Linked DNA regions of Mus musculus: region 2 is linked to region 1. A link is a loop called in an ENCODE intact Hi-C map of the cell type or tissue named here. Cell type or tissue: left cerebral cortex. All regions are shown on one strand. Each heading gives the region's core, and the rest is flanking DNA. Links, peaks and the distances in the headings are about the cores only.

Region 1 (16,342 bases), core at 2,851-10,850:
CTTTTAGTTCATATTGTAAGCCAGGCACTAACCAAGCTTTCTAGGCTCTCTTAGAGTCAGAGTGTGACTAGGGCTGGCCTTAGGTTTTCCATCCTTTTGTTTTAGCCTTCTCATAGTTGGGATCAAAACCCATCCACCAGGCACAGCTTGATACTGTGTTTAAATAGAAAGGGAGGATAGGAAGTTGATTTCAGAAAAAGAAAGTACAGCCAAGTAATGAAATTATATGTATCTATTTAGTGTTTATTATGGATACAGTTTCCACATTAGCTTTTGTGATATAAATTGGTTTTATGTGAAAAAGCTTTACATTTATTTTTATTTATGTGTGTGCGTGCATGTGTGTGCCATGGTGCATGTGGGGAAATCAAAGGACAACATCCAGGACTTAGGTCTTTCCTCCTCCTCCTCCTCCTCCATGTGGGTCCCCAGGATCAAACTCAGGCCATCCAGCCTGGTGGTATGTCCATTTACATGCAGAAGCATCTTACTGGGTCGAGGTGCACGTGCATGCTTGTGTTTGTGTGTCTGTGAGTGATATTAACATCTTTTCATTGTTTTCTTAAACAGGCAACACAGCTCTCACCTATGCTTGTGCTGGAGGCTACGTAGATGTTGTAAAGGTGCTCTTGGAATCCGGTGCTAGTATTGAGGACCATAATGAGAATGGTCACACACCTCTTATGGAAGCTGGAAGTGCTGGGCATGTGGAAGTAGCCAGATTGCTGCTAGAAAATGGAGCTGGCATCAATACGCATTCCAATGAATTTAAAGAGAGTGCCCTTACATTAGCTTGTTATAAAGGTATCATTTAAATCTTTTTGTGAAATGAAATAATGAAATTAAAATCGGTTTCTAAATTAACAATAAAACATAGTATATAGTGTTATTAGACATGAGTAAGTTTGTTTAAAGTGTTTTATAACTAATATTTAATATTGTATAGTCTCAGCATTGTAATTTTGTCAATGGAAGTGACAATCCAACTCTTTTATCAGAAAGCTGATGATTTTATGTGGTTACACTTTTTGATGGTTTTCCATTTTGGAAACATTTTACCTTTTGCAAGAAGATACATGATAATTAAATGTCAACCAATGTGAAATTATTACTAATATGGAATATGGATTATTTGGTGGGCCAAATATGTCCACCTACAAGAAATCAACATAAGAGATTTTTGTTTGTTTGTTTGTTTGCTTTTTTTTTTGTTTTGTTTTGTTTTGATTTTGATTTTTCAAGACAGGGTTTCTCTGTGCAGCCCTGGCTGTCCTGGAATTCACTTTGTAGACCAGGCTGGCCTTGAGCTCAGAAACCTGCCTGCCTCTGCCTCCCAAGTGCTGGGATTAAAGGCGTGCGCCACCATGCCCGGCCTAGAGATTTCTTAAAAAAAGTCAAAGAGTCACAGTTTTCATACTCTACTGGTATGACAAATATGTGACTATAAAGTGAGTGTTTCTTTTTTCCGTTTTTTTTTTTTTTTTTTAAGATTTATTATATCTAAGTACGCTATAGCTGTCTTCAGACACAGCAGAAGAGGGCATCAGATCTCATTATAGATGGTTGTGAGCCACCAATTGGTTGCTGGGATTTCAACTCAGGACCTTGGGAAGAGTAGTCAGTGCTCCTAACCACTGAGCCATCTCTCCAGCCCCCTTTTTTTTCTTTAAAGAACCTAAAAATGAGCCATGCAACTTTGTGCTTGCATCTATACCATGGCACATTTAGGTCATAAAACACCATTTCATCTGAAGTATTAAGACAAAGGTTTTGCAAGTGCAGATACAAAATGTAAGGACCCTTCAGGTCTGTCCTCTGCGTAATCATGTCACTGAGGGCCTTTTCACGCCGATCACATGCTCAGCCTGTTATATGCTGAGATGTGTAAATAGTTAAGATTTACATTGTTTAATTGTGAGTGTGTGATGTTAGCAGATTTTCATGTAGCCAGCACAATTGAAGTCACTTACTGTCCTCTCCTAGGCACAAGGGCTGCTCTTCATTAAGGATTGGAGGAGTTAAGCTTTGGGAACTTTGATTGGATGACTTTATACAAACACTTTTGAACCCAGTACTGGTTCCATTGCATTACTCATTCCCAGCTGGCTAGAGCACTTGGTGACAGATCTTGTCTCTTACCTTTCTTTTGTAGCCTACTCTACTTTCTAGAGAGCACCTAAGGTTGAGTGCAAACTTTAGTTTGAAGCTAGTTAGAAAATTAAGCTAGTGGAATGCACCTGGAATACTGACAGGGATCAGTGAACTCTGTTAGTTTCTTTTGTTTCTATTGGGATTACTTGAGAGTTTGACGAGATAGGAAAGATATAGACACAGACAGACTTGAGTATTGATATATTGATGAGATAGTCAGCCTAATCACCAGGTAGTAGATAGTGTGCTTACTGTCTTGTTTTAGTGCGCCTAGGGCTGTTTTATTTTTTCCTTTCTGGTCTAATTCTAGTTGATTATAAATTGATTATAACTCAGTTCATATTACTCTCTTACATAGTTAGTATCCAAAGTACTATTTATATATATAATTGGTCTACTTTTTAGTCACTTTTTGAAGTTTCTTTGAAAGTGTGCATTTCTATCATATGTATTAGTAATAAAAGAATGCATATAATTCAATGTTTTAACAATACTTTCATAAATGGGGTTTACAAATTATAAATAAGAGTCCCCTGAACAGTTTGTTAGTTGTAATTTTAAGCACTTGGTCTCATAAGGTAATAGCTTCAATGATTTTCATCCCAGGCTACTTCTCTTGACAAATACATAAAATATAGCACAGGAGCCAAAGAGATGGCTCTGCAGCTAGAGTGATGGCTGTTCTTACAGAGGATCCGATTTCAGTGTGAACACACCTGCCTGGCAGCTCACAACTCCAGCTGCAGGGGATCTGTTAGCTTCTGCTGCTCTCTATGGGCACTGCAATCAGAGTACAGACACATAATTGAAAATGGCAGAAAGATCATTTGAGATGTTGGGACGTGACATCTTTGTTTATTTGCACCAAAAATGATCTATCACTTTTATTTTAAGAATAGTTTTTGAAAATAAGTAAGTAATCCAACACAATTTTGATTTAGGACATCTAGAGATGGTGCGATTTCTTTTGGAAGCAGGCGCTGATCAAGAACATAAGACAGATGAAATGCACACTGCTCTAATGGAGGCTTGCATGGTAAGATGGATAAAATGCACATAGATTTTCGTACTATTGGGAGTGGGAGAGCTACTGGGAAGTAAATAGCCTTTCTTGTTTTGCAAAAGCTCTTATTTTGTCTTACTTTATTGTGGAGCAGAATCTCAGCTGAACTATTATTTTTAAGTTGTACTTGGTGATCACATGTAATTCAAGCATTTAGGAAGTTGAAACAAGATTATTGCTGTTATTTTGAGGCAAGATTGGACTATATAGTGAGTACCAGCTCAACCATGGTTATATCACAAGATTCTGTCAAACTATAAAGAACTGCCAGACAAGATTTCTGCCTTCAATCCCAGCAGTAAGAAGTCAGAAACCAGTGGGTCTGTATCAGTTTCAGGACAGCCTCCTGCCCATAGTGAGTTTCAGGACAGCCAGAACTATGTAAAGAGGACCAAAAAAGCAAGTGTGTGTATATACATGCACGCATACACACACATATGCATGCACACATCTTTGAAAGCAAAATATAAAAAAGAATTGTATAGAGTTTGTCTTTGAAATTTAAATTATGTTAATACTCTTAAAAATGTTTGCATCTTAAATTTATTTTCTTTACAAAAGAGATGTATCTAAAAAAAACTATAGGAAGATTTATAAGAAATGTTGTACAGTTGTCATTTAGTACTTAAATTATATATTGCTTTTTTATTTTCAGCCCTGTATTTGCTTTAATGAATTTCTCTTTTGTGCATGTATAAATTTTTTTGGAGCTTTTGAGTTCCTTGTCTGGCGTTCTTATGAGGATCATAAGAGACCAACACACAGCAACAATATTGATGTTTCCAGTAATCTCTCTGATAAGGAAATTCAGTCACTGTTACTACCTTATACCACAAAAATTCGTGGTATTTAGACAGAGGAATTTTTCTGTAAATACATATACTTAAAAAAAAAAACCAAAATCACAAATAAATGCAAATATTTGGGCATGGATCTGATACTCAGTCTCAATAAATAATATAGATAGGTAGGTAGGTAGCAAGCATAGATAGATAGATAGATAGATAGATAGATAGATAGATAGATAGATAGCAAGCATAGATAGATAGCAAGCATAGATAGATAGATAGATAGATAGATAGATAGATAGATAGATAGACAGACAGACAGACTTGTAATCCCAGTTATTAGTCACAATAAAAAATAATGGGTGGGAGTTCGGGCTGATGGATGTGATCAAAAGGTGCATGAATCGAAGCCAGGCATTGGGAGATCTCGCTAAAAACTTGAAGCTCTGAATTTATGGAAAGCATTTCAAAACTGCTAAAATAGTAATGTTACTTGGAAATAAGACATTAGAGGTGTCAGATATGTCTTGTTCTTAGGCCAGGGTGGATATGACCTTTAGAGCAAGGCTTGAGGAAGTATATGAAGGATTAAAAGAAACTAGTTATTGAAAGGAAAGCACAGTGGAAAGGAAATTCTCATGTAGTTGCCAGTAATAAGCTACCTTCTTTTTCTTTTCACTTGTGTTTAAATAATGAACAACGAACAAAACCTCATGTGCACATTGCATTTACTCATTTCACACACGGTACAGTGTATTCTACGATGTTTGAGATGCTGTTTTCTGCCTGCCTAATCAAGTTTGCTCACTCTTAAGAGCTTATGAAAAATTTGCTTTTCTGTATCTGAGCTTTGTTACTTATCAGTTAATTGTCCACTGTGCTCTGCAGGCTCTCTGTGACCTTAGATTTGTCTTAATCCATGTACTTGCCATTGCTTCCTTGATGGCTGATAAGCACTTCTTGATTACAGGCATCCTTCTCTAATTTGCTTTAAATCCCCAAGCTCCTAGTTTTTAGTTCTGTACGATAAAAGGGTACTGGCAACACAGCATATAATTACTGAAATGTCAGATGTAGATTATTCTAGTGTGAGGGAACATCAACAAACTTTCGTGTCAATACATAATTTAGAAATTTTTAAATTTGAAGGTTTTTTTTTAATGGTGCTAACTTAATTTCATTTTTAATTGCTTATGAATAGGATGGCCATGTTGAAGTAGCTAGGTTGCTTCTGGACAGTGGTGCTCAAGTGAACATGCCAGCTGATTCATTTGAGTCACCATTGACTTTGGCTGCATGTGGAGGACATGTGGAACTTGCAGCCTTACTTATTGAAAGAGGAGCTAGCCTGGAAGAGGTCAATGATGAAGGTTATACTCCTTTGATGGAGGCAGCTCGTGAAGGACATGAAGAAATGGTGGCGTTACTTCTTGGCCAAGGTAAGCACATCTAGCTAATGCTAAATAACAAATCTATAGAACACAAGTCTCTTCAACACAAGTTGAATTTCTGCACTGAGCTGTTGCTCCCAAACTTCTGCTTTGTCTGCTGTAAAATGACTCACATACCCTGTTTAAACAAATGATGTAGAACTTTCTTCAATGTAGAACTTTCAATATTGTGTGCTATGAGAAAATAAAAGAACAAACAAAAATCAAGTTCAAATGGACAATTTTCTTAGGGTAATATGAGGTATAGTTCTTGAAGCCTTGAATGTAATGAGGGAAATCTTTAGAGGTAGAACACTTCCCCATAAGTAAGTGTGTGATAGAACCAGTGCCCGATGGAGGAGCATGGGGAACACTGCTGTGGAGGTTTAAGCCATGAAATGTACAGCAGGCCAGATGAGGATTACACACTGTAATCCCAGTGATAGGTGCCTGAGGCCAACCAGGGCTTATATGGTGACACTCTAGGAAAAGCAAGACAACACAGAAAACCAACAGGTACATCGGAAACTGTTTCTCATAGCATGAGGATCTTCTGGAAAAAGAAAGGTGGTCTAGTAGTTTAAATACCTTACATTTAGATGATAATTTCCTACTAGATTTATTTTTCATCCAATAGTATTTTTTAACATTGTAAAATCTGATCCATTTAATACAAGGAGGCACATTTTTTGTTTTTATGTATAGGTTCTTTTGACTAGAACTCTAAGGTACAGATTTTTGAAAAGTGGATTCTTTTTAAAAGTGAGTCATTTACACTGTGTGGTAATTTTGTTACTTTAGTCAGTTGTTTCTGTGGGGGTGGCTCAGGAAGCTCCTACAACAGTGCTTGTCATATGGTGCTAATTAAAATCAACTCTGGTGTGGTGAGAGTAATGATGGTAATGATGTTGCCTATGGTAATTCAATTAAGAGAATTAACTTCAGCTTGTGCAGCCTTATGTAAAATGCTGCTGTAAATAAAACCAACATAAGGCCTTAGGGATATGTTGCTCAGGGATGTAGTACTTACTCAATGTTCTCAAGGACTTGTTCCCCCTGCCCCCCAACAGCTCACACTTGCCTAATATGGCAGGCCATGGGTTCATTCTCCAACACTGCCCCTCCTCTAAGTTCAAATTATGTATATAAATGTACCTTCACAGTCTGTACTTTGAATAGTGTCCAGGAAATAGTAATGACTTAATAAATGTTAGCTACTGTAACTGACATTGTATCAATTGATACTGTAATTGGTAAAGTATCTTTATCACCTACCCTCTTAATGCGAGGGGATTTGGGTAATGTTATGACTCCTTTTAGTTATTACTGGTTCCTTTTAAAACAGATATAACAACTGCATTTATCAAACACAGACTCAATGAATGTACATTGTTTTTATTTTTTTATTTCCAAGAGTAGGGAAGAGATATCTCTATTCTTTTAGATATATTTCATTAGAAAACAGTTATGTTTTGTTTGTATCTGATTAAATGCATGAACTTCCTTTAAGTTGAATCTTTATTTTAGGAGCAAATATCAATGCACAGACAGAAGAAACTCAAGAAACTGCCTTGACCCTGGCTTGCTGTGGAGGCTTTCTGGAAGTAGCAGACTTTCTGATTAAGGCTGGGGCTGATATAGAACTAGGGTGTTCTACTCCTTTGATGGAAGCTGCTCAAGAAGGTCACTTGGAGTTAGTGAAATACTTACTAGCTGCAGGTATGCTTTTTGTTTTCAATTTGGGAATATATTGTATGATGTAAATAAGTATCACAGCATCCAAATATGTTTAGGTTGTTTTGGTACATAGAATATATTTTGAAAAGTTAGGATATGCTTCGTGTATGTTCTGAATAATTTACCTATCATAGGAAATACTTGCAATTTTAACTTCTTTTTAAGTAGAATTTTAAAGTATTTTTTAACTTTTTTTTTTTTTCAAAAAAATTTTTTTTGTTTGTGGTAGACATGCCACTCACTGTGCATATGTTAAGGGGTAGAGGACACACCTTGTGGGAGTTAGCTTTCTTTCCTTCATGTAGGCTGGGGGACCAAATTTGGGTGGTCAGGCTTTGGCAGCAAGTGGTGTTACCAGCTGAGCCATTTCTTGCAGATTTCCCTCACACCCTCTAGTAAAGAGGCTGTCAGTGTGCTCATTCTAAACATGGATATGGATATTCTGTCTGATTTAGGAGATGGGGACTATCATGAAGAAATAGGTTTATGTTCATTTTTAAAAAGTAATCATATGTAACTGTTACAGGAGCTAATGTTCATGCAACGACAGCAACAGGAGACACAGCTTTAACATATGCCTGTGAAAATGGCCATACGGATGTAGCAGACGTCTTACTCCAGGCAGGTGCAGATCTGGTAAGCTTTGTCCCTTAAATCTTCATCTGTAAAATAAGGAAAGAGTTAAGGCATCGTAGCACATTCCTATGTACTCGGAGGCTAAAGCAGGAAGATGCATAAAAGTTTAAGGGCAGCCAAGGCTGCCTGAGTTCAAGGTTTCCCTGCAGTGCATGGTAAGACCCTGCCTAATCAAACAAAACCAAGAAATCAATTCAAAGACATATTTCTCCTACCTTTGTTAGCTTTTTTCCTTATTTAAATTTACACAGTCTGGTTTTTGGTTTTTGTTTGTTTTTACACATTATTTAGTCTTTAGTCTTTGTTCTTATTTTTGTAGTATTATTCAGTTCACTAATCTTATTCCTGTTTATGCAGAAATTTTTTCTGCTAGAGATAGTTCTACAAATTAATTTTCCTTAGTTGTTTATTTAAGGCAAATGTGACTTATAAGCATTTCTTTGTAGGTTGGGGAAAAAATTGCCTGTATAAAAAGCACCATAAAATGTTGAAAAAGAAACAGTATTTATATACATAAATTACTTAGAAAGGTAAAATATATTGTAAGTTCATTTAATGCTGGTTATTAAGAAATGTCATAGGGAATGCACAGAAAGTAAGAAAGGTCAGAAGGTGTAGCTAGTTATTTGATGTAGTTACTGGCTGGGTGGGGTTTGGAAAGGGAGGCCTGGAAATGGTATGACAAGAGATGCATAATTGGAAAAAAATTTGTCAGAGGAAGTCTTAGAGCTTAGAAGTTGTCAAGTTCCTTTGTGTAAGGGAAGAGCTATTCTCACTGGAGCACTTAGGAATTCAAATGGAACCTCAATTCCATAGGGAGTTTAAGACTAGACTTCACTACATGAAACTCTCTTTTAAAAAGTAATATGTGTTTGAGGAGATTATAATCTGAGCATTCAGAAGACTAAAGTAGGAGTTTCATATCCAGTGCATACCTGAGATACGGAAGTAGGTTGACCATCTACTTCCTGGTATCTAGGATTACAGGTGTGTGTAATCACCAACTTTAGTCTTCAAATTATTACAATAGCACATATCTATTTTAATTGAAAGCATATTCTTTTTAGTTTGCTCATTACATGAAATATTTATATGTGTGTGTGCATATATGTATGTGGGATATGCTCAAAAGTAAGCCCACTTTTCCTTTTGATTTGCATGAAAAGAGTAATTGACTATTGGCTTTAGTTATCAACTGTGGTTTGGTTTGGTTTTGGTTTGGTTTTTATGCTTTTGTTTTAAAACAGGAACATGAGTCAGAAGGTGGAAGAACTCCTTTAATGAAAGCTGCAAGAGCGGGTCATGTTTGCACAGTCCAGTTCTTAATTAGCAAAGGTAAGCTTATGTAGAGGGATTCTGTGTGAAGTATCTTCCTATATGTATGCTAAGGCATGTTGACATTGGAAGGCTAAAGAACATCTTGTGGTTGTTACATCTCATGGAGAAGGATGCTCTTCACATTAGTAATAAACTTATCATATATACTAGTTGTGAACTACTATAAACCAAATAACCCCTCTTTTTGGAGAAAGGGTTTTGGAAACACATGTAGCTTTTGCTGTCCTTGAACTCACTCTCTATAGACCAGCCCTCAAACTCTCTGAGGGAAAAGCTTACCTGCTCTTTCCTCTTTATACAGAAAGATGGGAGAAAAGCATTGCTTGGTCTTTTTATTCCTTGTGAGTTTTTTAAATGTATTTAGACCATAGAATACTGTGTTTGTCATTTTGAAAATAGATTTTATTTCTGTGAATTAAAGTTACATGTATATGCGGTTTTTGCCTTTGGTTTATATTCATGAGTGCAGTGCCCATAGCTGCCAGAAGAGGGCATGAGGTATAGGTGAGAAGCCTGGTGTGCGTGCTGGGAAGCAAATTTTGGTTCCCCAGAAGAGTCTAGTACTCTTAACCATTGAGTGAGCCACTTTTTTTTTTTTTTTCTGTCCCTGTATTTTACTTTTTTAACATAGTAATTGCCTTTGGTATAACACAACCTTTTATTATCTTTATTTCCCCATATTAAATCTTTTATGAAAGAAATATATTTTCAGGGGATTTGCTTCAGAATAATTTTGTATAGGAGAGAAAAGAAAGTTTTTGAAACACAAGAGGCTGTTTATAATTAATGAGACTGAGTAATGAGTGCGTGAGGTTTCATTGTCCCATTTTCTTTAGTCTATGATTATCTCCTTTTTCATAGTCCTCAGCCTGTAAAATGAGTCAGGGAGGAAAGGTATTTCTGCTTAGTCCTGAGTTTGATGCTTGGAAACCACATGCAAGAAAGAGAAAATCAACTTCTACGAGCTGTCCTGCTTCCACACGCACACCGTGCCACATGTACACCCCTATATATTTGCTTGCAAGCATAAACACTAAATAATCTAGCATCTTACCATTGGTGCTGAAAGACTGCATCAGTGGTTAAGAGCACTTGCAGTTCAGTTTCCAGCACCCACATGAAGTAGCTCACAACTTCCTGTAACTATAGCTCCAGTGGGTACCAATTTTAGTCTTCTGTATGCACATGGGGGGAGGCACATAATCACACATAGGCACACACATATACATGTAATTCTACTAATGTGTTCTCCCCTCCCCCCCTCCTCCCATTTTTGTTTTAGGAGCAAATGTGAATCGAACCACAGCTAATAATGATCATACTGTACTGTCCCTGGCTTGTGCAGGAGGTCATTTGGCAGTGGTAGAACTACTTTTGGCTCATGGAGCAGACCCTACTCACCGTTTAAAAGTAGGTAACTCAAGTACTTAAGGCAGCATCATGAAAACTTCTTCATCTTGAACATAATAAAATTATCATATATAAGCTATACCTGTAATGACACTCTGAGTATTAAGTTACCTGATGTTAATGCAAAAACAACTGTCCTGTATTAGCTATTTAAGTTAAGTGTATCTGAGACCTAACTGCTTTCTTGTGTGTTCATTCTTCTAGGATGGCTCAACCATGTTGATAGAAGCAGCAAAGGGTGGCCATACGAGTGTTGTTTGCTATCTTTTAGACTATCCCAATAATCTACTTGCAGCCCCTCCACCAGATGTCACTCAGCTAACTCCCCCATCCCATGATTTAAATAGGGTAAGATTCAAAACTAAAGCACCGCATATTTCCTTTAGCATTTAAATAATTTTCATTTAAACTTTTATTGTTTTTAACGTTCTTTGTATAATTATGTCAAGGCGAATGTATATCTAGTAGAACATTTTATTTTTGGATTGGTAGAATTATGTTTTCCTCTTTAAATTATGATCAGGAATAACAGTTCAATTCATAGTCACTTTTTAAAAATCAAAGAATAAGGAAAGTAATTTGTAAATATGTCATTGTCTGAAATGGATATTACATATTCTTAACAGTTCTGCAGTTTATTAGCATGATAATAGATCGAGCACTAACGAGTGACTGTCGTCCTTTTTCCTTAGGCACCTCGAGTACCAGTTCAAGCACTGCCCATGGTTGTCCCACCTCAGGAGCCTGACAAACCACCTGCCAACCTTGCTGCTACTCTTCCCGTTAGGAGTAAAGGTCAGTTATACTTCTAAAGATTGTTCTTACATGTTCAGGTGAAAACAAAAGAATAACCAGCCCTTACTCTTCAAGAGCAATGCACTTACTAAGTTGGAATCAGTAATGTTTTTCAGGTGAAAGTAAGAAAACAAAAACTAGCCCTTAAAAATTATTTTCACCAACGAGGAAGTTTCTTAAGTTGGTATCATTAATGTCTTTTTGTTTGTTGTTTGTTTTAAACCAATGAGAAAAAGCAAGTTTCTGGGAGGGAAAATAGGTGCTAAGAGAAACTCAGAAGAGATTCAGGTGGTTCTTTTTGATGGAATTCTGACTACTAACCAAACCTAACTCTTTGTAGTGGCATGAGGCAATAAAGATTAAGAAGTTGGATCAAATATTAAAATTCAATGTAAAAGCTGGTTTAACATAGATTTATATCTTAGATACTTTTTCCTCAGCCTAATATTCAAAGATATGTAAGATGTAATACATTCATTATATCTTAAAATACCAAGGTCCTTTTTTTTTTTTGACTTGTATATGTCATACCATGCCTGTTCTTAAGTATATCCCCAATTACCAGTTTAAGTCAGTTTTTCCTTTGAAAAGTTTTACATGAAGAAATTGTGATTTTTTTTTTTTAATTTTAATTTTAATTTTTTTATTTTTTTGCATCTTGGTTTTGGCTACCTGTGTTCTTTTACCAACAAGTATGCTATGTGTTCCTAGCAGCTCTTTTCGGTCACTACAAGCAGCCTGTTGTCTTGGCATTCTTTTCGGTTGTTTCTAAACCTGTTAGCCAGACCAGTCTGTTTTCCTGGCTGTCAGACGGTAACAGAGGATGGCGTAGTCTAGCATCTTTTCTTCCAGGGACACTAAATCCCAGTTCTCTATTGGCTAGGCAGCTGTGTGAATATGCGAGTTTCTATCTCTTTCCTTTGTCAGTCTTATAGATGGTAGGTCCCAACGAAGACATATATTTTAGTTGGATTTTAATTTCTTGGTACATCTCAGTGGTTTGGGTTCTCTTTGTGTGTATGTGTGTGTGTTTATAAAAGGCACAGCTATTTTATTAAGTGTGGAAAATCATTTTTCTGATCTTATGATGAGTTGTTACATCTGACCATATGAAATACTACACGTAGCCTTAGACTTGACGTAAACTGCACCACTTAGGTGTCACAGCTTACATCCCTCTAGTGTCTTAATTTTAGCCTTGTGGTATTTATAAAATTCTGAACTTTACTTCCAGATGTTACTCTATGCACATAAAATACATACATTCTATATTTATGATAGAGAAGGTGGACTTGTGTTTAACTACTTAAAAGTACATTTCACCTTCATGGATATGATAGCTTGGTGCATAACTGTTGGCACTAACCCTCCCAACAGTAACTCTGTAATGAGGATGCCATTCACGTGCACTTCTGAGGGGGTTTCTTTTTCACACAGCTGCTTCTAAACAAAAGTCCAACAGCCATTTGCCAGCAAACAGCCAGGATGTACAGGGTTACATCACCAATCAGTCTCCAGAGAGCATTGTAGAAGAGGCTCAGGGAAAGTTAACAGAACTGGAACAGAGGATAAAAGAAGCCATAGAAAAAAATGCACAGCTGCAGTCCTTGGAGCTGGCTCATGCTGACCAACTCACCAAGGAGAAGATCGAGGAGCTGAACAAAACGAGGGAGGAACAAATTCAGAAGAAGCAAAAGATTCTGGAGGAGCTGCAGAAAGTAGAGCGAGAGCTACAACTGAAAACTCAGCAGCAGCTTAAAAAACAGTATCTAGAAGTTAAAGCTCAACGAATTCAGCTTCAGCAGCAGCAGCAACAGTCTTGCCAGCATCTGGGACTATTTACTTCTGTTGGGGTTGGAGAGCAGCTTTCCGAGGGAGACTATGCACGGTTACAGCAAGTGGATCCTGTTTTGCTTAAAGATGAACCCCAGCAGACTGCTGCTCAGATGGGTTTTGCACCAATCCAGCCTCTGGCGATGCCTCAAGCTTTGCCTCTGGCAACGGGTCCCTTGCCTCCAGGGTCCATCGCAAATCTTACAGAACTTCAAGGAGTGATAGTTGGACAGCCAGTACTGGGCCAAGCACAGTTGGCAGGGCTGGGGCAAGGAATTCTCACTGAAACACAACAAGGGTTAATGGTAGCCAGCCCTGCTCAGACCCTCAATGACACGCTGGATGACATCATGGCAGGTGGGTTTATATTGTTATGAGCAGGTATCAAATATGATTTGCTTAAGGCGAGTAAGAGTGTGCCAGCATTTTTTTTTCTTTTTCTTTTTTTTTCTTTTTTTTTTTTTCCTTTTTAAAAAAAAAAAAAAAACATTGCTCAATATTCAACTTGAGAAGTATTTTTTTGGACTCTTGACCCATTATGTCTTTAGAAAAACTACATTAAATAGTTCTCAGATGGCTACAGGTCAAATTAAAGATTAGCTCATACACTGTAAATGAACAAATCTGTCATGGCTGGGAATCTGTTTTTCAGTAGTGGGTTGAATCTTGGTTTTTACTTTTGGTTTTGTTTTTCCACTTTAAGTTCAGAACACGGGTTGGGTTTTGGCATTTTTGCTTCTGTATTCATACCAATAAAAGGGAAATTGATAAAAATCTAGGTACAAAGGTAGTAGGACATATTAGGAAGTCTACTTGTGATTGAACAAAAACCCAAAACTTTTATACTAATGTACCAAGCTTCATGGTGGCTAAAGACAAGCAAACAACAATCAAAGCAGACACTTTGACAACATAAATAAAGTATCAAACAAGTAGAGTCTGATTTTACTGTATGTCAGTAATTTTTATCCCCTGTGAATGTTAATGTATAGTCTGTTTCTGACTGTATTATGGGAAGATATTTTCCCCATGGTAAATGACATGTTTTTAAATGTGTAGCCAGTAAGATTTTATTCTATTTTAACAAGGACTGCACTTTAAGAAGAGTGTTAATATTGCTTATTTGGGATTGCAATTTTGTAAATTGTTTAACAGAGTAGAATAAGATTTCATAAGGATATAGGTTATAAGAATGCTAACTGAAATAATTTTTCTTCAGGAAGAAAACTTGATAAGGAAGGGAGAAATAAATAGTAAATGGTTGTTGAATTTTGATACGTTTCTTCTGCTATTTTCCCATTTTTTACATTTATTTGTTTTTACTTGGGTTGTTTAGTATTTCTACTTTGAAAACTCTGAGAAACATTTATTATGATGGAGTCATTATTGTAAGGTTCCTTTCTTGAAAGAAAATATGCTGTGTAGTGTTTAGATGTTTAGATTGAGATAACATTAAGAAACTGAGAAAAACAAGTATATGCATTTCAAAAACTGTTATAGTTTCCCAATCCTTTTATTTTTAATTTTCTTAGCAATATGTAATATGAAAATCTGTTAGAGGCTGGAGAGATGGCTTAGTGTTTAAGAGCACTGACTGCTCTTCCAGAGGTCCTGAGTTCAAATCCAAATGATAGCTTACAACCATCTGTAATGAGATCTGACGCCCTCTTCTGGTGTGTCTGAAGACAGCTACAGTGTACTTAGTTAGATACTATAATAAATTTTTTTAAAAAAGAAAAAATCTGTTAATCTTAAGAGTAAAACTACACCAGTAAGATTGCTAGTAGTGACTTATAATAAGAATTGTAACAATCTTAATATCTATCAGTATAAGATTTTCCAAAACTTAAAGCCCTGTTAATCATCTCTAACTAGTCATGATTAGATATCTAATAAACTTTAAAGACTTTAACATTGAATGACCATGCATAGTAGCATAAATTAATACTATGTCCATTAAGTTAGATTGTAATTCCTTATTATCTCAGGTTACCAAAGGGTTTTAGTTAAGTTTTAAGTGTTATTTATTGATGAAATGAAGACTTGGTCGTTCTATACCAATGACTGTTGGAAATTTGTTTTTAATGTGCTATCAGAGTTTACCTGATGTTCATGGGCTGATGTAAAAATTTTTAATTCTGATAGTCATCAGATGTTTGTAAAGCAGCATTTTCTATTGATTCATTTATTCCCAAAATTTCTGTCTGTGTGTTCAAGATTTTTCCTTTATAAAAGTTGTTTTTGTTTTGTTTTGTTTTGTTTTTTACTTGAATGAAGATTAGATTTTAGAGTTACGACAAATTTGTTATTTTCTAAAAAGGTTACTTTTGTATCATGCTCTTCTGTGTGGGTAAAGAGAAGTGCCTAGCAGAGAAAGAACAGAATTAATCTTACTGTCTGCCTGCAGATCATTCCTACCTAGTATCTCATTCGTATTCACATGCTGTGCACATACATGTGTGCACTCTTACACACCCCTTTTCTGTATTCTGATTGTTTGAACAACTTCTGATCGTATTTGTCCTTTGAGTTGACTAAAGATCCTTTTCACCTCTTATGTTGGGCTTCGTGTGTAATGAAGCCTCAATTGGGCTTCTTCCCTCAGCACTGTCCCCTAATTCCTTAGGTCTCATTTGTTAGGTTTCTCCTAGGACTCTCTCATTTCTTCCCAGTACTTAGCTGGCTAAGTCTTTAACCTGCCTTATTTCCCATACTCACCAAAGCAAAACTGGGTACTTGTTTAACTTCCCCTAAAACATGCTTTTGTTCTGTCTATATACTTTTCCAATCCCACTTTTAACTTTTCAAACATGTGGTTTTTGTTCTCTAATTTGAATTTTAAAATGTAAAGAAAAGAAAACGGAAAAAAAAACAGCTTAATACTAGAATTCCTTTAGCTATGTAGATGTTTAAAGCTTTTTCTTTTTATCTATGTAGTACATGGTGGAATGGTGAGCACTTACTCTTGATAAAGCAGTTTCAGAGGTACTCCAAAGGAAATGAGGGTTTTTTTCTTCAAAACTTTAGATGAGATGAAAAGAATTAATTTGAAACATTAAAAGTAGTTTTTTTATGTTCTCTAAAATACATTATTCCAGTTGGAATGTGGATTAATTTGCTAATTTTTTAATCCATTTAAAAATCATAGAATAAAAAGTTTG
Region 2 (16,342 bases), core at 4,543-12,542, 44 kb after region 1:
GGAACTCACTGTGTAGACCAGGCTGACCTTGAACTCAGAAATCCACCTACCTCTGCCTCCCAAGTGCTGGGATTAAAGGCCTGCGCCACCACCACCTTGCTTATAAAAACCTCTTAATGGACATTTTCTTCCATTCTTGATTTGTAAAACCTTTGGGTTCATGTCTTTCTCCCCTTTTTTTGAATTTATATAACCACATATAATTGACCACTTGAGTATTTTCCCATAAGTGATTTATTCCCAACTGTTTCCAAATATTTTCTCTTGCTGTCATATCAGTCTCATCAGTGAATGACTAACTCACTATTGCTGCTTTTACAGAAGAACCTGAAGTCTTGACAGAGCCTCCAAGTGCCACTACCACCACTACCATAGGAATATCTGCTACATGGACTACTTTGGCAGGTTCCCATGGTAAAAGAAATAATACCATAACTACAACCAGCTCAAAGAGGAAAAACAGGAAAAATAAAATTACTCCAGAAAATGTTCAAATTATATTTGATGATCCACTACCAATCTCGTACAGTCAGCCAGAGAAGGTGAATGGAGAGTCCAAGAGCAGCAGCACCAGCGAGAGTGGGGACAGTGACAACATGAGGATTTCCAGCTGCAGTGACGAGAGCAGCAACAGCAACAGCAGCAGAAAGAGTAACAATCATGCGTCGGCTGTGGTCACGACCACTATGGCCAGCAAGAAGCAGCCGTCTGTTCTTGTTACATTTCCAAAAGAGGAGAGAAAATCCGTTTCGGGCAAGGCTTCTATAAAGTTAGTTCCAAGTTCTGCTTTTACTGGTGCTGTGTTAAACACCTTGTGAGACAAGTAAATTACCAAATACTTTTGTATGGTAAAGAATACTAAGATGTTGTTTAGATTTTATGCTGAGAAAATAAATAATTTTCACTATGTAATTTTTCGTGATTGTTAAACTTAGCTTATGAAAAACATGGATAGTGAAGCTGGGTCATGCCTGTAGTCTCAGCCTTTGGGGAGGCTGAAGCAAGAGTTCAAAGGTTCAAAGCCAGTTTGGGCTACATGTTGACTTCAACATTCTTTTAGTATCTCAACTTAAATACCAATTGATGTTAAAGAAATTGGAAGAAATTCATTAACAAAATAAGACATATTAGCATTCATATTACTCATTTCTGCAACTGGTTACGTGGCCTTAATTGGTATTTATAACTATTTTCTTCTACTACCCAATCATTATTAATGTACTTTCCCTCCTTTGTTAAAGATTGTCAGAGACTGTCAATGAAGGGACCAGTAATTCTCTGTCAACTTGTACAAAATCTGGTCCGTCTCCTCTTTCCTCTCCAAATGGGAAGTTAACAGTAGCAAGTCCTAAGCGTGGGCCAAAGAGGGAAGAAGGATGGAAGGAGGTCGTAAGGCGGTGAGTGACTTTTGGCTTATTAGTTAGACTCCTCGAACTGTTCCCAAGGTTACAGACACAATCATGTCCCAAACCTCGATCTGGTCAATGGACAGCCTTTTACAAAGCGAGTCTTTAAACCCTGTCTTTCAAACATGAATAAACTCTGGGAAAAGCTGTGCTTCTCAAGAGACTCCTTTTTGTGGGGATGGAACCCAGGCCCTCTGCCGTGCTAGGTGAGCACTTCTGAATATCCGCAGTCCAGTTTGTGTTTTCATTTGAGACGAGGTTTTAAGTTTGGACTAACTTCTGATCTTTCCGTCCTCACCTCGGTGCTTTTCTAGGATAACCACATAGGGCTATTTATTGAGGCAGGGTTTAGCCTCCTAAGTCCTCAAAATAAAAATGACAGGCATGTGTCAACACATTATTGCTTATTCTCTCAAACTCCACCCCCCGCCTCCCCACCCCCCACACACATACTTTTTTTTTTTTTTTTTTTTTTAATTCAAGGTCTGATTGTGTAGCTCTGGGTAGCTTGGAGCTTAGATCGCCCTGTCTCTGCCTCTGTGTCTTAGGGATTTGTTTCTGTGAAGAGACACCATAGCAAGGCAACTCTTACAAAAGCAAACATTTCAGTTGGGGCTGGCCATTATCATCGTGGCAATTTTGCAGACAGGCATGGTGCTGGAGGAGCCAAGAGTTCTACATCTTGATCCAAAGGCAACCAAGAGGAGACTTTTCTTCTTCATTGAGCAGAGCTTGAACCATTCACAAAGTGTCACTCCATAATTATGGCCAAGCATTCAGCACACAAATCAGTGGGGGCCAAACCTATCAAAACCACCTCATTCTACCTCCTGAGTTGTGAGATTACTGCCATGTCCAGCTAGACTATGACTTTATGAAGTGTTCTCTTTAGCTACTGTTAGGAACTTATGTCGGCCTTTTTATTTTTCAGCAATGGTGATAAAATAAAACCAAGGGCCTCCCAGGTGCTAGGGAAGTGCGCTACCACTGAACAATCTCCCCAGGTTATATACCAGTTTGAAGATAAATGTGCCAAGCCAGGTAGCACTTGGGAAATGGAAGCACTGGAGGATCTGTAGTTTAATGTTATCCTCAGCTACATAGTGAGTTTGAGTGTTGAGATCCTCATTGTTCACAACATACAAATAAAATTGTAATTTTATGGGTACCTGCTTTCAATTGCTAACACCCGTATGGGGACAGCTCACAATTGCCTGTGTAACCATCATGTAAGGACATTAGACATCCTTTTCTGGCCTCTACAAGCACCTGCCCATACATGATATGCAGTCAGTCATATAGACACACATAAAGTGAACCATTTCTTCCAAGTTGTCCTGTGAGTTTCATATGACACATGGTTGCCTTGCAATACAATGTAAAAAAAAAGTCCTTGTAATTTTGCAAAGCCATGCATGATAATCCATGCCTATAGTCTAAGAACTGGAGAGTTGGAGACAAGCTTGTTTGACTTGGAAGCCAAGCTAGGCTACAGTCTTTCTTACGCAGTCCACACAAGTGGTACCCACTGATTAACACTGCTCTTCCTGATACCAACTTCCAGCTTTTGGCAGATTAATTTAGGTGGCTTTTCTTCTTTTAATTTCTAGTAGGCTTTTTGTCCCCCTCATGTGAGTTCAATGAACTATATATCAGATAAAACACCAGAAATAATTAAGTCAAACATAGAAGTGCCTACAAAATGCCTTTCTTGGACTTTAGGATAAATTAGATCCTTTAACCATCCCTGTTAATTTGTATCACAAGAATTTGCAGTAGCCGAGTACATACCTACCTAGTATATGCTTCAGGGATTAATAGGATGATAGTCAAGAGAGCAACAAGATGTGAAATGCTAGGCTAAGACAGGGTGTAGACCAGGCTAGCCTAGAAATCAAAGATCCATCTGCCTCTGCCTCCAGATTATTGGGATTAAAGGGACCTTTTAATCGCAATATCTAGCCACAGCATAATAAAAAAGTACATTTAGTCTAACTTCCAAAGTCACCATAGTCTATAGCAGTCTCGACAAAAGGTTTGTTTATCTGGATTAAGAATAAATAAAACGCTGGTGTGTGGTGGCTTAGACCTCTAATCCTAACATTGGAGGCAGGCCAATATCTACTTTTCTATCCACCCAAAGATACATACTGAGATCCTGTATTTACCCAGTATTTAAAATCAAAAGAATAAATATAAGCTTATTTAGCAGGTCAATTCTCCATTTATAGTAATAATTAACAAAAAAACCTTAATAGTAAAACTTTCTTACTTTCATTATAACCACTAATGTTTTAATTTACTAATTTATTGTTGATTGAACTTTTAAACAGGTCAAAAAAAGTATCTGTTCCATCAACTGTGATATCCAGAGTTATTGGAAGAGGTGGCTGTAATATCAATGCTATTCGGGAATGTACTGGTGCACACATAGATATTGACAAGCAAAAAGACAAGACTGGAGACCGGATAATAACTATAAGGTAAAGCTTTGGTTTTGTGTTTTCTTTTTTTTTTTTAAAGAATTTTTATTTATTATTATATGTAAGTACACTGTAGCTGTCTTCAGACACACCAGAAGAGGGAGTCAGATCTTGTTACAGATGGTTGTGAGCCACCATGTGGTTGCTGGGATTTTGAACTCTGGACCTTCGGAAGAGCAGTCGGGTGCTCTTACCCACTGAGCCATCTCACCAGCCCGGTTTTGTGTTTTCTTTGTACTGTAACTCAACAGAGTAAGAACCATTTGAGTAGGGGAGTAGTGTATCTGTGTGTGTGTGTGTGTGTGTGTGTGTGTGTGTGTGTGTGTGTGTTGCACAAGTTATTGTATGTACACTCACACTGCCAGAGAAGAATATCCCCTCAGTGAACCTGAAGCTTGCTGTTTGGGCTATACTGACTGGCCGGAGTTGCCAGGATCTTCTTCCATGAATAATGCGGATGTTATAGTCATTTTTATGTGGGCTATATACATTCAGCTCTTAGATGGCTGTTGAGGATTTGAACTCATGTCCTTATACTTTGTGCAGCAAGCACTCTTATCCACTAAGACATTGTCTTAGTTTGGCTTTTCCTGTGTGAACAGACACCATGACCAAGGCAACTCTTATAAAGACAACATCTAATTGGGGCTGACTTACAGATTTAGAGGTTCAGTCCATTATCATCAAGGTGGGGGAGCATGGTAATATCCAGCAGGCATGGTGCAGGCAGAGCTGAGTTCTGCGTCTTCATCTGAACGCTGGTAGCAGAATACTGGCTTCAAGGCAGCTAGGATGAGGGTATTAAAGCCCATTCCCATGGGAACACACCAATTTTTTTTTTCCCCCCTTTGAGACAGGGTTTAAAGGCATGCGCCACCACACCCGGCTAGGAACACACCAATTTTTTGGTTTTTCAAGTCAGGGTTTCTCTGTATGTATAGCCCTGGCTGTCCTGGAATTCACTCTGTAGACCAGGCTGGCCTCGAACTCAGAAATCCACCTGCCTCTGCCTCCCGAGTTCTGGGATTAAAGGTGTGCGCCACCACGCACAGCAGAACACACCAATTTCAACAAGGCCATACCTCCAAATAATGCCATTCCCTGGGCCAAGCACATACAAACTATCACATTCCATTCCCTGGTCCCCATAGACTTATTCAAACACATGAATCTATGGGGGGGGGGCCATACCTAGCCACAGCATAATAAAAAATTTAAAAAGTCTCTTCTGAGATCCACCCAATCGCTTAACTGTAATACCCAAATCAAGACAGGAAAACAGCTGGGCAAACTCCAGACTCTGCATCTCTATGTCTGATGTCAAAGTGGTCTTCACATCTCCAGGCCCTTTCTCTTTTCCTGGACTGGTTCCACATCCTGTTAGCAGCATGTCTCAGGAGATATCTTATGGCTCTGACATCTCAAACATTTTGGGGTCTCCAAGTATCACAGCTTCTTGTTTCAGTGTCTGGGATCCACACATGATCTTCTGGGCTCCTCCAAAGGGCTGGCGTCACTATCTCTGTGCTCTGTAGCACTATAACCTCCAGCTGATCCACTCCCACTGTTGCTGCTGTTCTTGATGATCATCCTGTGGTACTGGCATCTCCAATAAGCTGGCTGGGGTCTTCCACTACAACTAGGTTTCACCAAAAGCCTCTCACAGGCTCTCCTTTTAGTGTCAAAGCTCAACTCTTTTGCATGACCCCTTCAGTCCTGGGCCAAACTGCATTTAGGGCTGAACCTTCACCAGTGGCCTTCCATGGACTCTCTCAGTGCCAGGCCTCAGCTGCTCATCATGATCTCTTCATGCCTTCAAAACCAGTAGCGCCTGGGTGACTCTTACACATTACCAAAAGACAGCTGCAACAGGGGAAAATACCTTGACAATCTCTGGATCACAACTTCTTTGTGCTCTCAGAAAACACTTCCCAGAAGATTTCACTTTAGTGGTGCTGGTCTCTTAATCACCTCTATTCTATTCTATTCTATTCTATTCTATTCTATTCTATTCTATTCTATTCTATTCTATTCTATTCTATTCTATTCTTGATTGATTGGTTTTTCCAGGGTTTCTCTGTGTAGCCCTGGCTGTCCTAGATCTCACTCTGTAGACCAGGCTGGCTTTGAACTCAGAAATCTGCCTGCCTCTGCCTCCCAAGTGCTGGGATTAAAGGTGTGTGCCACCCAGCTAATTTATTTTTAATTCAAGTTTTTTAAGATTTGTTATAAATACACCATTCTACCTGCATGTATGTCTGCAGTACAGAAGAGAGCACCAGATCTTATTAGAGATAGTTTTGAACCACCATGTGGTTGCTGGGAATTGAACTCAGAACCTCTGGAAGAGCAGCCACTGCTCTTAACCTCTGAGCCATCTCTCTAGCCCCCTCACCACTAATTTCTTATCTCCAGCTAACCAGCATCATTTAATCCAGTAGTCTCTTCTATTCTGGACTCTTAAAGCCAGAGCCAAATAACCAAAGTTGCTGAGTTCTGCTTTTTGCTGGGGCTGGAACATGGCCTACTCTTGTATTCTATTATATTTTCACCAGCTTTCTGTTTCCCAACTCCTTCATTGCCTAAGCTTGGCAGTCCTGGAACTTGCTCTGTAGACTGACTTTGAACTCAGAGAACTAACTTTGAACTCATAGATCTGTATGCCTCTCTCCTAAAACACTGGGATTAAAGGTGTGGTCCACCAAGCCAGGATTTAAGTTTTTGTTCACCTAGAACTTGCTCTGTTGGACCTTGAACTCACATTTTGTCTTCCTCTTCTGGGAGTAAAGGTGTGTACTTCCATGCCTGGCCCTAAACTTAGCTGGGTGGATTTTGCTCCAAGGTCACTCACTACTCCCTTAATTCATTTACTATCTGTGAACACAGGATTCAGCTCCATTTTACTTCTGAGTGCCCCTTTAATATTCCAACCATATATTTTATATTTGTCCTTTCTTCTCAGCTTGTTCCTTTTCATTAAAATGTTTTTCATAAGAGTGAACTTTAGTAACCATACAACAGAAATTACCCCAGGCTGTTTTGAGACTTCCTTTTTCAAAGGAATCTAAATCTCTTGGCCTCAGGCAGACTCCTAGGACAATGCAAAAAAAAAAAAAGTCACATTCACCAAAGAACCACAAAAACAGTCTCTAGGCCACATACTGAAATTCTCCACTAAAACCTCGTGGGTCAGATGGTCACAGTTCAAACCACTCTCAGCAACAAAGTCTTCCACATTCCTTCTAGGATGACCCATTAAGACCCACTTAAAGCATTCCAGTGCTTTCCAAATCCAAAGTCCCAAAATCTACATTCTTCCAAACAAAAACATGGTCAGGCCGATCACAGCAGTACCCCAGTCCCTGGTACCAACTTCTGTCTTAGTGTTTTACTGCTGTGAACAGACACCACGACCAAGGCAACTCTTATAAGAACAACATGTAACTGGCTTACAGGTTCAGAGGTCCATTCAGTCCATTATCATCATGGCGGGAACATGGTGGCATCCAGGCCGGCATTTGCAGGCATTGCTGGGAGTCCTGTTTCTTTATCTGAAGGCTGCTAGCAGAATACTGGCTTCTAGGCAGCTCAGTGAGGGTCATAGCCCACACCCACAGTGACACGCCTACTCCAATCAGGCCACACCTCCAAATAATGCCACTCCCTGGGCCAAGCATAAACAAACCATCACTGGCATCTCCTCAGCCTTTATGTATTTAAAAGATTATAGTTTTAGAAGAGTTGTAATACAGGTATTTAATCTCAGCAGAGGCAGGCTGACAGAACTCTAAGTTTAAGGCCAGCCTGGACTTTATAATGATTTCCAGGACAGCCAGAGCTCTGTAGGGAGACCTTATCCCCCACATACACATCCCATCCCCCAAAGTATGAGTCTTTGGGAATATTATTCTCAGGATTTTTTCTAATGAATACATTCTTATGATATGTTTTAAATAATGTTATAAAAATTTGAGATAGTTAAAAATTTGTCTAGATTCTTGAGTAATAAATTTCTTACACATTTTAAAGCAGGGAGTTATTTTCTCTCAATTACTTTATAGATTTTTGTTGTGAAATGATATCCTTAGAATTTGAACTTATTAATGTAACATAATCAGTAGTGGCAGTGTAAATATTTAACCTGAAAACTCAACAAGTGTGTCTGCTGAAATACTCCAAGAATAAAGATGACAGTTTACGACATTATAAGGATGCAAAAGCTGTACTTAAAATAGCTATAGTATAAGTACATTTTGAAAAGCGGGTTCTCAGGGTAGGGTCGGAGGAGAGATGGCCCAGCAGCTAAAAACACTGACTGCTCTTCCAGAGAACTAGGTTTCGATTCCCCTCACCCACACGGCAGCTCACAACTGTCTATAACTCCAGTTCCAGGGTATCCAGACATGCAGGCAAAACACCAATGCCCATAAAATAAAAAGTAATAAATTATTTAAGAGAGAGAGAGAGAGAGAGAGAAGGAAAGAGAGAGAGAGAAAGAAAAAGGGAGGGAGGGAGGGAAGGAAAAGTGGGTTTTCAACTGAGTGTATACTAGGACTTACAGGTTTTTTTTTCTTTAAAGTAGGGAGACATTTAATCCATTTCATTTTCACCTTTTCCTCTGCTAGATTAACTTGCAGAATCCAGAGGAAAGGCAAGTAAATACCCTTTCTGGGTCATTTGTTCTTGAGGTTTCCATATGTAAACTTAAATCGGGCGTTTTCCTGAAGAGCCAACGTTCTAGTTTGCTGTCATTGTTGTTGCTGGCATTGTTAGAATTCCTCACTTGTTTTGAGAGGTTGTCCTCCAATGCTGTTCATAGGGAAGCCATTTAGGCAGTAAACTTATCTCAGATACTAAGATCAACGACCAAATCCTCTTCCCTTGCTTAGTTGTAAAGTGTTTCATGTTTACTTGAACATTGGTGTTTTGTTTTTTGATTTTACAGTGTTAAAAATTGAATGTAAATTCTCACCAATGAGCTACAATTCCAACTTTTTTTTTTTTTTTTTTTTTTTTGTTTTTGAGACCGGGTTTCTCTGTGTAGCCCTGGCTGTCCTGGAACTCACTCTGTAGACTAGGCTGGCCTTGAACTCAGAAATCCGCCTGCCTCTGCCTCCCAAGTGCTGGGATTAAAGATGTGCGCCACCACTGCCCGGCCAATTCCAACTTTTTAATAAGATTGTTTTAAATATTCATCACCCTTTTTGAGGCAGGCTTTCTATGTAACTCTTTACTAGGCTATGTCTTAAGTGTTAAGATTAAAGTCTTGCACCAACACTCTAGGCTTACCTTCTTTTCCCCTTTTTCTTTTAAGGCCTGCTCTCAGTAAGTAACTCAGGCTGGCCTGGAACTCACAGATCATTCTTCTGCTGGTACTATTGGCATTGAGTACCAGTTCTAGTTATTGACCGTATATTTATCTTCAAAATATTATTGTAGGCCACACAAGCTTTTATGTATAATCTGTTTCCTAATGATAAATCATGTTACAATAGGAGAAATAACATTTTAGTCTAAGGAAACAATGGGAAGATTTTTTTTTCTTTAAAAATAAAATAGAGGCTGGGACAGTGGCTTAGGAGTTAAGAGCACTTACTGCTCTTATAGAAGACATGGTTTCCAACACTTACTTGGTGGCTTACAACTGTCTAAACAGTTATACATGTGGACATAATCTTTTTTTTAAGTCACTTAAGGGGTGTGTGTGTGTGTGTGTGTGTGTGTGTGTGTGTGTGTGTGTGTTTGGTTTACCTGTTTAATGTGTGTTTATACATGCATACATGTAAATGTCTACATGAGAATGATAGACTGTACTACTAGAAAGTAGTGAAATTAAGGCTAATTTGGGGGCCATTTTTTTATCTGTTGATCAACATGCAGGGGTGGCACTGAATCAACAAGACAAGCAACTCAGTTGATCAATGCTTTGATCAAGGATCCAGACAAAGAAATTGATGAACTTATTCCAAAGAATCGTTTGAAAAGCTCCACAGCAAATTCCAAAATCGGGTCCTCAGCACCTACCACCACTGCTGCTAACAGTTCCTTAATGGGGATCAAAATGACAACTGTAGCTCTGTCGTCGACATCTCAGACTGCCACTGCACTCACCGTTCCTGCCATCTCTTCTGCATCCACTCACAAAACCATTAAGAACCCTGTGAATAATGTGAGGCCTGGGTTTCCAGTTTCTCTTCCATTAGCATATCCTCCTCCACAGTTTGCACACGCTTTGCTTGCTGCTCAGACTTTCCAGCAGATCCGTCCACCACGGTTGCCCATGACCCACTTTGGAGGTACTTTCCCACCAGCTCAGTCCACTTGGGGTCCTTTTCCTGTCAGGCCTTTGAGCCCTGCCAGAGCTACTAACTCGCCTAAGCCTCACATGGTGCCTCGCCATAGCAATCAGAATAGCAGTGGTTCTCAGGTGAATTCAGCAGGTTCTCTAACTTCAAGTCCAACAACTACAGCCAGTTCATCAGCTTCAGCGGTGCCTGGTACAACTTCAAATGGCAGTCCAAGTTCTCCTTCAGTCAGAAGGCAGCTTTTTGTCACAGTTGTGAAGACATCCAATGCCACAACCACAACAGTCACAACTACAGCAAGCAACAACAGCACCGCACCCACAAACGCCACATATCCTATGCCTACTGCCAAAGAACACTATCCAGTATCATCCCCATCTTCCCCATCACCACCAGCCCAGCCAGGAGGGGTTTCTAGAAACAGCCCTTTGGATTGTGGATCAGCATCCCCAAATAAAGGGGCATCTGCTTCCGAACAGGAAGCAAGCAGTCCACCAGTAGTAGAACCTGCAAATAGCAGACCCCCACACAGCAGCAGTTCTTCTGGGAGCTCATCAGGTCATTCCACTCAGCAGCAGCCTCCGGGATCTGTTCCTCAGGAGCCAAGACCCCCTCTTCAGCAGTCTCAGGTTCCTTCCCCGGATGTGAGAATGACTGTTCCTCCTACAGCAACAAGTTCTGCTCCAGTGGCGGTGCCTTCTACTGCGCCTGTGACGTACCCTATGCCTCAGACACAAATGGGATGCTCCCAGCCTCCTAAAATGGAAGCCCCTGCTATTAGACCACCCTCTCATGCCACAGCTGCCCCTCACAAGACTCCAGCTCCAGTGCAGAGTTCATCTGCTTCAGTCCTCAATGTCAATCACATTAAAAGACCTCATAGTGTCCCCTCCTCTGTCCAGCTACCTTCGACCTTAAGTACACAAAGTGCTTGTCAGAATTCAGTACATCCAGCAAATAAGCCTGTTGCTCCCAACTTCAGTGCCCCATTACCATTTGGGCCCTTTAGCACATTGTTTGAAAACAACCCTACTAATGCTCATGCCTTCTGGGGAGGACCTGTTGTTTCATCTCAGTCAACACCAGAATCTATGCTGTCAGGAAAATCCTCGTATTTGCCAAATTCAGATCCTTTACATCAGTCAGATACTTCCAAAGCACCAGGTTTTAGGCCACCATTACAGAGACCTGCTCCAAGTCCCTCAGGTAAGTGTATTTATTTGTTTGACATTATGTAGTTACTACTTGACATAGATGATACAAAAATTTTGGGCTACTTTATGATGTCCTTGCTCTGTGTATAGGCTACCTGTATAGAGAAGAGTTTTTGTTGTGCACTGCTATTGTTTCTGAGACAGGGTCTCAACTATGTGTAGCCCTGGCTGGCCTAGAATCAGGACTGTAGAGGAGCCTGGCCTTGACTTCAAGGTGTTTGCTGTGGTGCCCAGCCTTAGAGAGTTTTGTTTTATCTTTTTTGGTGATAGAGGTTGTACCCATTTGGTTTATGCATGCTGGATGAGCACTTTATTTTATCAGTGAGGTAGACCCCAAGTGTGAGAGGGTTTTAGTCCCTTTATACACTGTTGTATCATGTGCATTTGTTTAGTGTAGTGCTTTTATTTTAAAGTCTTTTCAAAGCTAATAGTAAATTTTGTCTTGAATTTACCTTATAAAGTTAATAGGTCTCATTTCTCCTCATCCTAGCCCTGCTTTGAAAAAGAAGTTTGTATTTGTGGGGAAGGGTGTGGTTACGGGATGTTTTGAGGAATGGAACCAACATTGAGAGGCTGAAGAAGAGTAGCCCTTTAGCACAATGTTTGATAATCTTACTAATGTTCATACCTCTGTTATTTCATCTCAGTGAACACCAGAATCTATGCTGTCAGGAAAATCCTCGTATTTGCCAAATTCAGATCCTTTCCATCAGTCAGATACTTCCAAAGCACCAGGTTTTAGGCCACCTTTACAGAGACCCACACCAAGTCCAAGTTATAAAGTATAACTTGGAAAAAGCCAGTAAAGGCCATGGTGATGCATGCCTGCAGTCCCAACATGTGGAAAGGAGTTGGTAGGAAGACCAGAAGTGTTAACATACCGATCTTGATTAGGGCTACAGGAGATCCTGTCTAGGAAGGAAGGAAAACAAAGGTTTTACATTAATAAAGAGATGCTGGCAATTTTATTAAATTGGAATTCATTTCCGTTTGTCTTTGTTTTAATATGAGAAAGATGTCCAGCTACACCTTCTAATGTGGTAGCCATTTGCTACTTCTTTCATTTCTATTTAACAATGAAAATTGACCAGGTACAGTAGTGAATACCTTTAATCCCAGCCTTGGAAAGCAGAGGCAGGCAGGTCTTCCCAGCCAGGGCTGCATAGTAGGTATTACCCTGTCTAAAAATAACACTTTCATCTTCTTAGTCCAAGTTGTAAGTACTGTGGACTACTGGCTACCATTTGGACAGGAAAATTATGGAACATTACTATTTTAAGGGAAGTTCTTTTTGACAGCACTGGTATTTACAGAGGATTTAAAGAGTTTTTAATTCTGTTATACTTTTTTAAGTTCACTTTTTTTAGATTCATAAAGGAGAAATTGTAGTTTCTCATGTAAATATCTTAGATGACTATAGCATGTACACTCAAGAAGTAATTAGTATTTGGCAGTTGGTTTTTTTGTTGTTGTAGTTGTTGTTTTGTGGTTTTTGTTTTTTGTTTTTGTTTTTGTTTTTTCCTGAGACAGGGTTTCTTTGTGTAGCCTGGCTGTCCTGGAACTCACTCTGTAGACCAGGCTGGCCTTGAACTCAGAAATCCTTCTGCCTCTGCCTCCAAGTGCTGGGATTAAAAGTGTGTATACAACCACCTGGCAGAGATCCTGTCCCTTTTTTGTTTTTGTTTTTGTTTTTGGTTGGTTGGTTTGGGGTTTTGGGTTTTTTGGGTTTTGTTGTTGTTGTTGTTGTTGTTTCAGTTTTTTATTAGATATTTTCTTCATTTACATTTCAAATGCTATCCGAGAGTCCCCTATACCCGACCCCTGACCTCCCTACCCTGCTCCCCTACCCACCCATTCACTTCTTGTTTTTGTTTTTTAACTAGTGAAACTATCGTGGTCAAGTAATTGAGAAAATCTACGTGAGAGATGGACATACTATATAGTCTGTGGTTTACATGATCTGATCCTATTTACAAATATTCTAAGGAATATTTTGTTTTATTTTGGGGGTTGGATTTTGTTTTCTGAGAGTGCTGGGATTAAAGCCATGTTCCTCCACTACCAGCAGAGTTCTTAATGTGTGTTTCTCAGCTTTCCATGTTCTAGAGTTACAGGTTTTACTGTAGTCACATAGGCTGGGGTAGAGTGATGGGGGATTCCTGTTGTTTTTTATTTGAGGAAGGGCCTTGTTGTGTACCCTGGCTGGCCTGTTGCTAGCTAGTCCAGGCTGACTCTGAAATCTGATGAGTCTTTCCACCTTCTGCCTCTTCAGTGGAAGGATTAAATGCTTTTACCAATGTACAGTGTACCCTGACAACTACTGATTTTCCTTCCCTTCTTGTTTCTTTGTTCTTAAGATGGGCTTTTCCTGGTCCACCTGACAAGGGTCTTGCACAGGCAGGTCTTGAACCTGGCTCTACCTTACCAGAGCTGGTATTATAGGCCTGTGCCACCACACCATGGGCTCTCTAAGTAAAGTGTTACCATAGCTATCTTTGTTCATTCTCATACTATTTATAGCTAATTTTATATTTAATACATGGACAGAGACCATGTGACATGCAAATACTCGTGAACATACAATTCAAAAAGATTCAAAAAGAATCGTACTTTAAATAAAATGTAGTGCATTGCTGCACACAGGTAAGAGCATTATACTACACATTTTTTATTTAAGTTTATTTATTTATTTATTTATTTATTTATTTATTTATTTATTGGTTTTTCGAGACAGGGTTTCTCTGTATAGCCCTGGCTGTCCTGGAACTTACTTTGTAGACCAGGCTGGCCTCGAACTCAGAAATCCGCCTGCCTCTACCTCCCGAGTGCTGGGATTAAAGGCGTGCACCACCACGCCCGGCACATTTTTTATTTTTATTTATTGTGAGACAGATTCTCACTGTGTAGCTTTTGCCACCCAGGAATTCACTATATAGACTAGGCTGGACTCAAAGTCACATAAATTGCCCTGCCTCTGCCAGCCTATATCTTTTTTATTACTAGTATGAATGATACTGTTTTCCGGTGTGTGTTGGTTGCATGCATATATGTACACCAATGTTTGCCTGTTGCTCAGGGAAGTTAGAAGACACTTGGATTCCCTGGAGCTGAGATAGTTGAGCCATCCTTTGGGTGCTGGGATCCAATCTCAGGTCCTCTGCAAGAAGAGCAAGTGTTCCTCACTGCTAAGCTAGCTCCAACTCCAGCTCCAAGCCTGTGGCTCTTCTTACATAAACAGATTGTTTAAAGAACAGAATGCAGACTAGTAAATATTGTTCCCTCATTCATATTATCCTTTTGTTCATCTCTTTTTATGAGGGAATGCTTTTGAAAGGGATCTTTCTTTATAGATGTCAAACTTGAATTGTGGCCATTCTCCACCCCATTGGGATTATAGACGTGTATGACCTTGTGAGATTCCCGGTACGTGAGTGTGCCCGTTTTTGAGTTAGAGTCTCCCTTACATCAAGTCTGGCCTTGAATTTATTATGTAGCCAAAGATCATCTTAATCTGACCCTCTTGACTATCTCCCAGATGCCGGCATTACAGGTATTTGCCACCACACCCAGCTAAGAAGTTCTCTCTTTTTTTCTCTTCTCTCTTCTCTTTCCCTCCCTTCCTCCTTCCCTCTAAAATTAACGCATCTTCCAGCCCTCTCTTGGGGGGTAATTGCTGTAAGTAATGATGGTCTTCTACATTACAGGTATTGTCAACATGGACACACCATATGGTTCTGTAACACCTTCTTCTACACATTTGGGAAACTTTGCCTCAAGTCTTTCAGGAGGTCAGATGTATGGGCCTGGAGCACCTCTTGGAGGAGCACCCCTTGGAGGAGCACCTACTGCTGCTAACTTTAACAGACAGCATTTTTCCCCACTTAGTTTGTTGACTCCATGTTCATCAGCATCAAATGGTAAGTGTCTGTATCCCAGATCCTTAAAAGCAAAGAGGTTTGAGATCTGTAAATACAGGATATTTGCTTTTAAGACAGGCTCTCCTGTGTACTGGGCTAGCCCCAGCTTCGTTGCTTCCAGTTCCCACAAGCTGGAAATACGATCTTGTGCTACTTCGAGCAACTCACACCAAATTTGAGATTTTAACCTCACCATAACTTTAATGCAGAAAGGAATGTAATTTTTAACTCAACAGTCTGTGTAAAATTTGTAGTTTTTAAACCATTTATTGGGACTAGAGAAATGGCTCAGTACTTAAGATCACTTGCTACTCTTGGGGAACCCACTTTTGATCCCAGCACTTATTTGATGGCTTATGGTCGTGTATAACTCCCGTTCCAGGCATCTGACTCCCTTTTCTGACCTTCATGAGCACCACGCCTATATGTGATACACATACATAAATGAAGGCAAAATCTTCCAAAAATCCTTTAAAACCTACTTTTTGAATGGTGGTGAAACCAGAGTGTCTTTCCTGCAGTGAAGCACCTACTTAATGTCAATTTACATTTATTCTTCAGATCGACTAGTGATAGAAACGATTTCTAGCTTTATAAAACATGTGACTGGAAAGCCTAGCATTATGGAACATAGTTATAATTCTAGCTACTTTAGAGACCAAGGTAGGAGAATTTGTATTTCAGACAGCCTCAGTAAATTGCCAAGCACTTAGGCAATAATGTAAAAAACGGTCTCTAATGCAAATAGAAACACTTGTCTGTATAGACAACAAAAACTTTTCCACACCTTTTAAATTTTATCTGTGTAGTGCTGACTGTCCAGGAGCTCAGCTGGAGTCATGGCTGGTTTCAAATTCAGATCCCATCCCCTGGCTTTTTGTTGGTTTTGGTGTTTTGCAACAAGGCTTCTCTGTTTATACCTAGCTATGCTAGAACTCACTCTGTGAACCAGGTTAGCCAGTGCTTAGATTAAAGGGTTGCACTGCCACCACCACCCTGCTTTTATTTTTTATTAGT

Evidence for each region. Hi-C counts contacts between places; a loop is a spot of excess contacts. Peaks named below come from ENCODE experiments on the same cell type or tissue, not always from the same donor. Only the 100,000 strongest peaks of a DNase experiment are listed, where the experiment ranks them.
Region 2: it touches region 1 in a loop (2.2-fold over the local background); 13 of 42 quality-filtered maps call a loop at or near these places.

Annotation. Positions count from the first base shown.
Region 1 is chr5:90,280,047-90,296,388 of GRCm38, reverse strand. Ankrd17 (ankyrin repeat domain 17) reads left to right here. Exons shown (of 34, transcript NM_030886.2): 6 at 571-804; 7 at 3,093-3,187; 8 at 5,204-5,441; 9 at 6,960-7,151; 10 at 7,696-7,805; 11 at 9,053-9,140; 12 at 10,426-10,553; 13 at 10,758-10,901; 14 at 11,246-11,348; 15 at 12,786-13,538. Among named protein-coding and RNA genes, the nearest start is that of Cox18, 64 kb to the right of the region's middle. In left cerebral cortex, for the core only: a CTCF peak has its summit at 9,614 (motif pointing right); DNase peaks (open chromatin) are centred at 6,309 and 9,616.
Region 2 is chr5:90,237,922-90,254,263 of GRCm38, reverse strand. It overlaps Ankrd17 (ankyrin repeat domain 17), which reads left to right. Exons shown (of 34, transcript NM_030886.2): 26 at 322-769; 27 at 1,242-1,397; 28 at 3,740-3,889; 29 at 9,770-11,400; 30 at 15,113-15,325. Among named protein-coding and RNA genes, the nearest start is that of Cox18, 22 kb to the right of the region's middle. In left cerebral cortex, for the core only: no CTCF peak of the experiment used is centred there; no DNase peak of the experiment used is centred there.